Linked DNA regions of Homo sapiens: regions 1 and 2 are each linked to region 3. A link is a contact called in ENCODE Hi-C or POLR2A ChIA-PET data. All regions are on one chromosome and are shown on one strand. The core of a region is the stretch at or near the end of the contact, and the rest is flanking DNA. Distances in the headings are between cores, read along the strand shown. Region 1 holds the start of SLC38A4-AS1 (SLC38A4 antisense RNA 1). Region 2 holds the start of ARF3 (ARF GTPase 3). Region 3 holds the start of HDAC7 (histone deacetylase 7).

Evidence for each region. A loop is a pair of places that touch in the nucleus more often than their neighbours do. ChIA-PET counts read pairs that join two places held with the same protein, here RNA polymerase II (POLR2A). Pooled maps may share reads with other maps.
Region 1: a loop to region 3 is called in a map of sigmoid colon, with 4 times the contacts of the local background. The contact joins the promoter of SLC38A4-AS1 here to the promoter of HDAC7 in region 3. A Hi-C loop is called at or near these places in 8 of 168 maps with a recorded cell type or tissue (B cell, CD8-positive, alpha-beta T cell, aorta and 4 more), 10 of 37 single-sample maps with no recorded cell type and 23 of 50 pooled maps.
Region 2: a map with no recorded cell type shows a loop between it and region 3 (4-fold over the local background). The contact joins the promoter of ARF3 here to the promoter of HDAC7 in region 3. A Hi-C loop is called at or near these places in 1 of 37 single-sample maps with no recorded cell type and 2 of 50 pooled maps. POLR2A ChIA-PET finds 5 or more read pairs at or near these places in 1 of 52 experiments (OCI-LY7).

Annotation. Positions count from the first base shown.
Region 1 is chr12:46,381,821-46,385,075 of GRCh38, forward strand. It overlaps SLC38A4-AS1 (SLC38A4 antisense RNA 1), which reads left to right and starts at 1,856. Exons shown (of 4, transcript NR_125380.1): 1 at 1,856-1,875. RefSeq lists an enhancer at 1,220-1,727 and silencers at 1,282-1,641, 1,792-1,861.
Region 2 is chr12:48,955,723-48,959,170 of GRCh38, forward strand. It overlaps ARF3 (ARF GTPase 3), which reads right to left and starts at 1,765. Exons shown (of 5, transcript NM_001659.3): 1 at 1,588-1,765. RefSeq lists enhancers at 1-957, 1,013-1,092.
Region 3 is chr12:47,818,575-47,822,005 of GRCh38, forward strand. HDAC7 (histone deacetylase 7) reads right to left here and starts at 1,329. Exons shown (of 26, transcript NM_015401.5): 1 at 1,193-1,329. The coding sequence starts at 1,211. RefSeq lists enhancers at 258-831, 2,170-3,091 and silencers at 740-1,049, 1,060-1,139, 1,280-1,619.

The sequences.
Region 1 (3,255 bases), core at 606-3,105, 1.4 Mb before region 3:
TAAAAGAGGGGAAATAACGGCTTGACTAATGACCTTCTTGTGATACTTACCTGTTGGCCTTTTCATTTGACCCTGGAATGGTCTATTTTGCTAGGTGTAGTATATGCCAATGAATGTGAAAGAAAACAATGGCAGAGAGATGAAGGATTTATAGACAATGGTTCTTTGGCTAGGTAAACTGACACCTGCTAATTACCAATAAGTGTCTTGGAAAGTGAAATGTGAAAGCAAAATCACAGATACGATTCTCATATACATGCTTAAGGTTATTCAGAATGTGGTAAGGTCACAGCAACAATCAAGAATTAAGCTAAAAAACAAGCTGTGTATATTCTTAGTAAAGAAAATAGAAGTTTTATTGAAGTGCTCCATTGTTTTAAAAAATTAAAAATTTCAGATCCTTACAATTTTCCAAAACAGGATCATTAAAAAATACCTTTATTTTAATACTTGTTAGGGGTCTTCTTGTCTAAAGAGAAATGACAGTGACTGAAAGAAGGTGTGCTACCCAAAGCACTCGTAGGCCACGATGAACCTACATTCCTGGCCTTCAGTCAGTTTCCGGATCTTTCTTTGCCCAGGGCTAAGATACTGAAATAACGATTTATTAAAATTAACACACCTGCAATTCTGGTTCTTAGATGGGAACCATTTAATATATGGGCTTGGTTCTGAGATCTTTACTCAATAAAACTCCCAACTGTTTTGACTGACATCGTTGGCACTTCGTGACTGATTAAGGCACCTGCCTCCGGTTCCATGTCACTTCGTCTTGGGACACGTGGCGCTAATGCCACTTTTCAACCCCCCACCCCATTCAGCGACATTAACCCGGGCGACAGTCCAGGGCTAAACAGTTGCTGAAACAGTTAAATGTGTGTTTTATTGAGGTGAACCACGTACACAACAACCCCCTTTGAGTGAAACAATTTTGTTGTGTAACCATTTGTCACTTCTACATGGATGAGGTCAACGAAATCCTCAAAGTTGCTGTCTCAGGAATAAATTTTGTTCGTGGTTGGGAAAACGAAGTGGAGAATGTTATGGGATAGAGAAAATAGCTTATTTTCTCAGTGGTTAAGTGGGAGTGGGTAAAACACAATTGGCCTTGCATGTGCTTTGTTTAAACGGCGGTGCAGTAATTCTAAATGAGAAGACAAGACGCCCATCGTCACCGTCTTCTCCCTTTGTCTCACATTCCGCCCGGAGATGTGGGGGGTCTCACTCAATGCGGAACGGAGGTGGCGGGGGTGCGGCGCCCCAGAGGCGAAGGCGGAGGCGCCAGGACGCCGCTCCTGGCCTCTCAGGATACCAGCAGGCTACACGCAAGGTCGGGGGCAAGGCCGCGTGGCGGCTTGGAGCCGCGCGAAGGAAGCGAGGGCTGGCGGCCCCAGGGCAAAGGGGTCTGGCGGCGCCAGCCTGGGGCGCTGCAGCGGGCGGGGCGTGCGCAGCGCCGCTCCCCGGAGAGAAAGGAACCTCCGCAATGTCGGGGCCCGGCTGCGACCGGAAAACGGCGGGGGAAGAGAGAAAAGGAGGAGGGAGGGGGAAAAGGAGGTGGGGATACGAAGGAGCGGGGAGGCGGCGGGCGGGGCCTGCGGCGCGCAGCCCCAGTAGATCTCCGGAAATTTTCCACTAACGCTCCGAGCGCCAGAGCCGCCCGGGCGCAGCCCGCCTCTGCGCGCCCGCGACCCACGTGACGGTGATTCATTCGGCACCGCCTCCCCAGCCCGCGCGCGGACTTGGAGCCAAGAGTGGGAGCAGGGGTCGGGGGGAGGAGAAGGTGGAGGAGGAGGCGAAGAGGAGGCGGGGAGGAGGCGGGGAGGAGGGGGGAAGGGTTCGGGGAGAGGGAGGAGGGGAAGCAGAGGGGACGATGAGGTGCGGAGGCGTTGGCAGGTACCTGGGCCCCGCCGCCCGGGTGTGTGGGGGTCGGGTCGGGGGTCCAGCAAAGCCCCATCCAGTCGAGCCTGGGCAAGCTGAGAGGCTGTCGGGTGCGCTCCAGTTACGCTCCCCTGCGTCGTGGAAAACCTAGAGAGCCCTACAGCGTCAGGGCTAATCCCGGGACGCCTCGAGGCCCCGCGGAGTTTTCGCGAACGCGCCGGGCGGTGCAGGGATGTCCTGCTTGGGAGAGTGCAGGGTTGGAAGCGGGCACGCCCTGTTGGCAGCTGCCGGCGCTTGTGTACGTGGCTGCTGACGTGGAGAACTGTAGCTGTGGAAAGCCTGCGCCCCAAGGAGGGACGCGGGGGTGCAGTCGCGGCCCATTATCTGTGCCCGGGAAGTCCTGAAGGCTCTAGGAGCTGTCAGATTAAACCCCCAGACCCACAAGAAAATCCCTGAAGCTTCGGTGAGCGTGGGATTTGGCGTGCAGTTGGTTCCGTATGGTTCCCCATTAAGACTTGGAAGTCGGCTTACCAAGATTTCCTCTTACCCTTCGGCTGTGTTGAGTAGATATTACACAGACACCCCGCCCATGACTCTGCTCTTGCAGGAAAACATTTATTTCAAAAATACTGCAACGGTTTCATCTCTCATGTCCTTTTAGGTTCTTTCTAGTAATTGTGAACTTTTCCTCTCAAGTCATTCCATCAAAGTCTTGGAAGCAAATGAAAAAAACATACTACCCTGAAATAGAGTTCACATCTTTCTTTACCAACTTGCCTTTCCCAGGAAGACATCGTGGTGGGTTTGCAGTTCAGGTTTCCTCACAGCCTCTCCTGGGGGTCTTTTTCCCTCTCTGGTACCTTGAGGCATAGGACAGAAGGGAGCTGCTGAAGTTTCTGGATGTCGCTTATTTTTCACATTTGTTTTAACTTCTTTTGGCCAGAACTGTGTATTGTTTTCGCATAGATTTCTGCAATTAGAATTATTGTAATTAGAAAGAATAATAATCTTCATATAAGGCTTAGGGTACGCACTACTTTAAGGTCTTTGTAAATGTGTGCATATTCATTTCTCTCATCAACTCTGAGGTAGGGGCTATTCTTACCCCATTATTGACCTTTTACAAATGAGGAAACTGATGCTTGGAGAAGTTAGATAACTCGCCCAAGGCCATTCCTTCTCTAAGAGGAGGAACTGGAATTTGACCCCAAACTGTCAGGTAAATCCAATGCTTTGTTCACTATGCAATAGAAATTCTTTATTAATAAATTTAATTGTGTTGAAATATTAAGTTTACATTTTGGTGGGATTTTCCCCCTCGTTTTATTAAAGTGGCCTTCCTGAATTTTATTGTGGAGGGATGTTTAAAGTTAGTTT
Region 2 (3,448 bases), core at 515-3,014, 1.1 Mb after region 3:
ACGAAATCCAGTTCCTGCAGTCGAAAAGCGTCTAGTCTCTTTGGAAAAGCAAGATAGACAACTATAAAAATTCTAACTATGCAAGGTAATAATTCTATGCTGGGAAACAGGACGCATGTGAATATGTGATACATGGGAGCCTTTCCTGGCTGAATCCAAGGTCAATCATTCATTCGGTGAAAAGCTGAACCTTAATGGATTAGTTTCTTTCTTAGAATGAACTTTTACAGACATGTTTTTCAAACTCAAGTCCAATGGGCTATGATAATCCACTGTCCCATAACACTGTCCCATGTCCCAAGTCACGGCAAGTGGAAACACCTACCCCAACAACAAGCCCAAGACAAAATAGCAGCAAAGACTGTTACTACCTACCTGATTGAGGACAGGGAAGGAGGTATGCAGCGACTAGATTCTGTCCTGTTGCACTGACCCAAGCAATCAGACTCTTGCAGCAGATCTCCTCCCAATAAAACTTTCATGCCATAGACCAGGGGTGACCCAATCCAACAACAGCAGAGACAGGTTTTAGGTTACATTTCTCCCTCACCGGGACGGCCTTACTATTTCTTCTCACTCCTGACCACATACCACAATCCTCCACCTCCACCACCACATTCCTCCTGGCCTGGAAAGATGGAGACCCGCCTTAATGCAATCAAGACGGGAATTCCCCCAAAATAACAGCTACCACTTTGCTAATCAAGTGGCCCGTTTTAACAGGGAACTCCACCTCCCCAACTCCCGCCCCTTCCCTCAAACGATTCGCGTAAGCAATGGCTCCATTTTCTGTTCCGGGAATCCTGGTACTTCCTAAAGAAAGAAAGCGGATTGGAAGACACAAACTGAGGGCCAGTGACAAGATGCTCCCTCCTCCTGTGAGACCGCCCCCGCTCCGCCTGGGGAGGAAGGCCCCACCTCTCTTCTCCCAGGAAGATCAGATCCCCCTCCTCCTTCTCCTGCCTCCTCTCCACCCTCTCCCCACTTGCTGCCCTCTTCCCAACCTGCGGTTCCCTAGACTCGAAAGCGCAACCTCTACCACAATAGCGCCCATGTGGTGCCCCAGCAGCCTGCCCTGTTGGCTAACCCCCAACCCCCCTACGCACCCCTGCCCTATGATGGGGGAGGGGGTGTAACCACAGCAAGGCTTCTCTCCCGTCTCCTATTGCTAAGGTGGGGGAGGGAGAGGGAGTAGAAGAAAGCAGCATTCCCTAGCCCTTTAACAGAAAAGATACAAACAGCCATCACCGCCCCCTCATCACCTCTCCTCGGACGGTTTTCCTCTCCCTCAACAGCACACCTCCTGCAGGCGACAACCTAACTGCAGCCCAGGTCGCCCCCTTGAGCGAGGCGGAGGACAAATCCGTGTGCGCCCCCCACCCCCACCCCAGCTCTGCGTCCTTCAAATGCGGGGGCAGGCGTGAAGCTGGCCCGACGCACCCTCTCTGAGCTCTCGGGTGGGAAGAATCCCACCGCCCCACGCCAAGCAGTGCCGGGCGGGGCCCGGGAGGCGCTCTATCTCCTCAGCCCTCACCCTGACCGAGCCTCTTCTCTACCGGGACCCGCCTTCCCTTCCCAGCCTCTCACCTGTTCCTGCTATCAGCTGCGCCGCTGCGGCCGCCGCCTCTGCCCCGCAGGTTCCGCTCCGCTCCCTCTGGCTCCCCAAGCCGACTTCAGCCCGGCTGCTGCCCTGGCCCACTCCCCGGCTCCCTCCTTCCTTCCCTCCACCTAGCACCGGAAGCCGCGACGGCGACTGGAGCTGTGCGGCGTACCCCCACCCCCAGCCCGGGATACTTCCCACCTCCCCGATCGCGCGATAGCTGCGCGGTAGCTAGCGGCAGTTCTCGCGAGACCCATCACCATGGCAGCGGCTGCAGCACCGGCGGCCGGGCGCTGGAGCTGGAGTCAGGGCGGGGGCAGGTGTGGGGGCTGTGGGCGGCGGAGGCGGGAGCCGTGAATGGGGATGAGACAGTGAGGACTGAGGTGACAATCCCAAGCTCCAGGGTTGTGCCTGGAATTTAAGGACTGAGGCGGCAAGTTGGCTGCGTAGGAGACGGGCTGGGCTGCGGGGCCCAGGGGCTCCTTGGGCAAAGCCAGCATCGGGATATGGGTGAACAGTCGTTGCTGTGGCATGCCTTACCCAGCCAGACTTCATCTTTATTTCTTAATCTGGGCTAGCTGCCATCCCCTGAAAGCCCTCACCGCACCATTGTTGTTGCTCACTATTCCTGAGACTAGATTACTGTGGGGTCTGAATCAAGAGATCCTTTCCCATAAGGAAGAGGAAGGAGAGTGATGAACTTAAGAGGCTAAAGGAAAACAGCTGGACTCTGAGCCAGTTAAGTTGGAACTTGAAAGACGGAGAGTGGAAACCTAATATTCAGAAGTGTGGTTTGAGGAAGTGTGCCTAGATGAGTAGGGATTTTAGTATCCCAAGGAAAGGTGAAGGACTTTGCACCCATATTTCTTGCTTCCTACCCACTCCTACTTCCCTCACACTCCGTTTTGCACCTGGTCTAGACATGCAGAACTGCCTTGAAACAAAAATAGCTGTGATAGAAGGGCACTAGTAATGCTAAGAACAGAAGGTTCCTTTTTTTTTTTTTTTTTTTGAGACAAGAGTCTCACTCTGTCGCCCAGGCTGGAGTGCAATGGCACCATCTTGGCTCACTGCAACCTCTGCCTCCCGGGTTCAAGCGATTCTCCTGCCTCAGCCTCCTGAGTAGCTGGGATTACAGGCGTGAGCCACCGCGCCCGGCCAATAGAAGGTTCTCTAAGTGCCCTCTCTCCTCATTTACAGCAGTATAAGGGAATGAACACATGGCTCTTCCCTAAGGCTTGAGCCCAAATTGTTGCTCTTATGAATTTATTGCCTTGGTTGATTTTGTTTGTTTGTTTCCTTGCTTCCAAGAAGAACTAAGCTGGGGCCAGGCCCTGTGTTCACACTTGTAATCCCAGCACTTTGGCAGGCTGAAGTGGGCAGATCACTTAAGGTCAGGAGTTTGAGACCATCCTGGCCAATATGGTGAAACCCTGTCTCTACCAGAAAATACAAAAATTAGCCGGGCATGGTGGCACATACCTGTAATCCCAGCTACTTGAACTGAGGCCAGAGAATCGCTTGAACCTGGGAGGCGGAAGTTGCAGTGAGCCAAGATCGTACCACTGCACTCCAGCCTGGGCGACAGAGTAAGACTTTGTCTCAAAGAAAAAAAAAAAAAAAGCTGGTAGGTGCCATATATGTCGATCTCCTTGTCCTCATCAATCCCTGGTGTATGCACTTACAGTCCCTTAACCCAGTCTGTTCTCTCTCTTATGTTAACCTGATAACATGACCCTAGAATGTCAAGCTAAGGGGACCTTAATTTAAGATGGTAAGGGATGAGATGGATGACAAGGAACCTGTTTATAACAAGGAATTATATCTGTCCTGGGCACTGCTATTAAG
Region 3 (3,431 bases), core at 79-2,578:
AGGGGTCCTGAGGAAGGTCCCACAGGTCCAGATGCAAGTCCAGGGAACAGGCTGAGAAGTTGATCTTGAGCTCCCAGCAGGGCCGCTGAGGGCCGATGCCCCATTCTCACCCTAGAAAGCGGCAGGCAGAGCTGGGCCTCAGGCAGATGTTGCCTAGGGGAGTGGGCAGGGAGCGTTGGCAGCGAGACAGCCAGTGTCCAGATGCAGGGGGAGGCCTTTGGGTGCGCAAGACAGCCAGCGGGGAGAAGGAGTGAGGAGCAGCCGTGGCTGGGGAGGTCAGACCCAAACGGGCAGCCACAGCGGGAAGCAATGGGGGTGGGGCACTGGGTGGCCTGCGGGCCCCAGAGGGCTCTCTCCTGGCCCACAGGCCTAGAAACTCTGGTCGTGGGAACCCAGCCCATCCGCCAAATTTGCCGCCTGCTCTCACACTCCCCAACACCAACAGACCCCAGGCCTGGGGGGTGCACATCCTGTCCCCCACCCCTCACACAGCCTGCGGCGCCCCGCTTCCCGCGCCGCTGCCGGCATTGACCTCCACAGCTCACCAGGGCACAGGTGTCTCTTCACCCTGATGGGTGAGCAAGGATGGGGGGCAATGCTCAGAGAAACCTCCCAGCCAGAGACCCCTCCAAGGGACCTCTTTCCCCGCCGAAGGATCTGAGTAGGGCCCTGCCCGGCTCCACGGGATGGGGGCGCTGATGTCCAGCCCCACAAAGCCCAGCCCCAACTCAGTGGGTCCTGCCCTTTGCCCTCGCGCTTCCAAACCTTCCGCCCCGGAGCACCGCCCCCTCGCCGGGCCACCGCGGCCGTCCCTCCCTCCCCGGTCCCTCGGCTCGTCCTCCCCGGGAACAGGGGTGATGGGACGTGGGGCCCGCACACCGGCGGCCGGGGCCTCCAACTCCCTCCCTTGGGCCTGTAGCTGCCCCGGGGCGGGCGGATGTGGGCGCCCCGCGGGAGGCCCGAGCCCTCCGGCCCCCGGAACCAGCTCCGACCCGGAGCCTGCCAGAGCCCCGCGGAGCCGGGCGGGACAGGCGCGGTCGGGGGGCGCAAGCCGGGCTGGGCCCGCGGGGCTGGCGGGAGCCCGAGCCGGAGCCGGAGCCGGAGCCGGGGCCAGGGCCGGAGGCCGAGCCTGGGCGGGCGACGCTGGGTGCCGCGCGCAGGGCGGGGCGGGGGGCGGCCGCCCAGTACTCACCAGCGCCGGGGCTGTGCATCCAGGGGCCGGGGCCCTCAGAGCGGGGGGCTCATGGCGGGGCGGGGGGCTGGGGCGCCGGCCTCACATCCCCCCAGTCGCCGGAGGCTGCAGAGCGACTGTGAGACGGCGAGAGGAAGGGAGGGGGCCGGGAGGGGGAGGGCCCTGGCAGCCCGGCCGGCCGGGTAGGATGACAATGGAAGGAAATGCTTTATCTGAGTCTGAGAGCGGGCCAAGGGGGAGGGGAGGGAGGGGGCAGGCGCTCGCGGCCCTGGGACACACCACCCCGGCAGACACTGCACCGCGCGGCGCACAGGCGGGCCGCAGACACCGCGCGCGGCCAGATCGCGGCGGGGCGCGGCGCACTGCCGGGGAGGCAGCGCCGAACCCGGAACGCCGGCCGCGGCTCCGAGCCCCAGCCGCCGCGAGGCGCTCCGAGCCGTGCACAATTCCCGGAAACCCAGCTACCTGGGCGCACGCACCCTCGCATACACAACGTACACGAGCACGCATCCATGTTTACAAGGGGCAGAATCATTTACACAGCACACACTGGGGCTTCGGGGTGGACCCCCGTGCACACACTACATACCCGTACAGCCCACAAGCACGCAGCCACACGCGGGCACAGTGGGACACGCGTGGTGTCCCATGTCCCATACAAGGAATCCCAGACGGACACCCCCCACCACACACACACACACATAAGCACGACTTGCCTCAGGAAAGTTCCAGGATCTGATTTGAATCACTGCCCAGCCCTCCCCCACTGGCACCCCCACACACACACCATGCCTGCTGAGGGGAACGGAAGGGTCCAGCCTGTTCCTATTAAAAGAAAAAGGGTGTGGGGGTGGTGCAGATTTTGAAAGTTTTCTTTTTTTAAAGAAATTTCTCAAGGGACTTCCTTCCCTCCTCTCCTCTTCCTCTCTTCCTCCCATTCCTCTCCCTCCACAACCCCCCTCTTTCCCCCTCCCGGTCCCTATGAGTCAAACTTCAGCAATGTGCCCAGTGTCCCCCAGTGCATTACAGCGGATCACAGAAATGTTCCAGTCTGTGAGTCGGAATGCAGCCGCCTCCAGCCCTCCCTCAGCTAATAAACTCAGCTCAGGGCCGGCTTTAGGCAGTGGCCCTCCCTGCCTCTCCCTCCGCTTTTAGCTGGAGAGAAGGTCAGATTCAGGGGTCAGGGGCTAAGGACCTCGCCATTGTGCTTCCTGGGCTAGCCGGTCAGCCGTGTCTGCCTCCAGCAATCTGGAGCTGCTCCTAGGAAGGGGAGAGGTCCACCACGCAGGAACACTGGGCTCTCTGCAGCGTGAGGCGCCACCATTGTAAACCAAGGAGCAGCTTCCCCTGACCCCATTCTATCTCCCGCAATCCTAAGAAACCCCAAGAATCCAGAGAAGGAAAAATTGAGGCAGCCCCAGAGGTGGAGTCATGTCTGATTGGAAGCAAGAGCCCACAGTGGCCTAGGAGGGCTTGGCCATGCTGGCGGTGAACTTCAAACCATAGATTCTATTCCCTTCCCTCAGGCACAGCTCGGGACTCACTATCTGTTGCTACCGGCATATTCAGCGTGGGACTTCTTACTTCAGCCCCTTTCCTTGTCCCAGTTCTCCTTCGGCAGGCAGATCCAACCCCTCTGCGCTTGTTAACTTACCCTCCCAAAAGCCTTTCCTGGCATTCAAGTCCTCCTACAACCTGGCACCACACTCCATACACATCCCTGCCCAGTGCCTCCTGGTACTTAGGGCTCAGTAGTGTTAGTCACTATTATTACTATCATTATTTCTGCCAGACTGGGCTGCTAGCTGCTTCCCATCCTGTCCTCACGCTTCCACACTCCCTTGCCTTCGCTCATCATGCTGCCTCCAAAAGAAATGTCCTCCCAGCCCCTTTCTCCTTCTGTTGAAATCTTTCCAATCCTCAAGACCCACTCCCTATCTAGTGGGAGGGAGGGAGGGAGGGAAGGAAGGAAGGAAGGAAGGAAGGACTGGAAGAAAAAGAAAGTGGCATACCACTTTCTCCGGGAGGCTTTCCCGGATTCCCATAGCCAAGAGGAATTCTTCCCTGAACTGTGTGGTCTTTATACATTGACCTTCGCCCACCTAGTCTACTTGTCTCAACTCTCTTCCTTCCAAGAGCATTCAAGAGTGGATATCCCTGAGTCCAGCTACTGCCTTGGTCATGGGTGCATTTCTTGTAGTGTCTTGCACAGAATTCAAACTTGATGTGAGTTATTTGT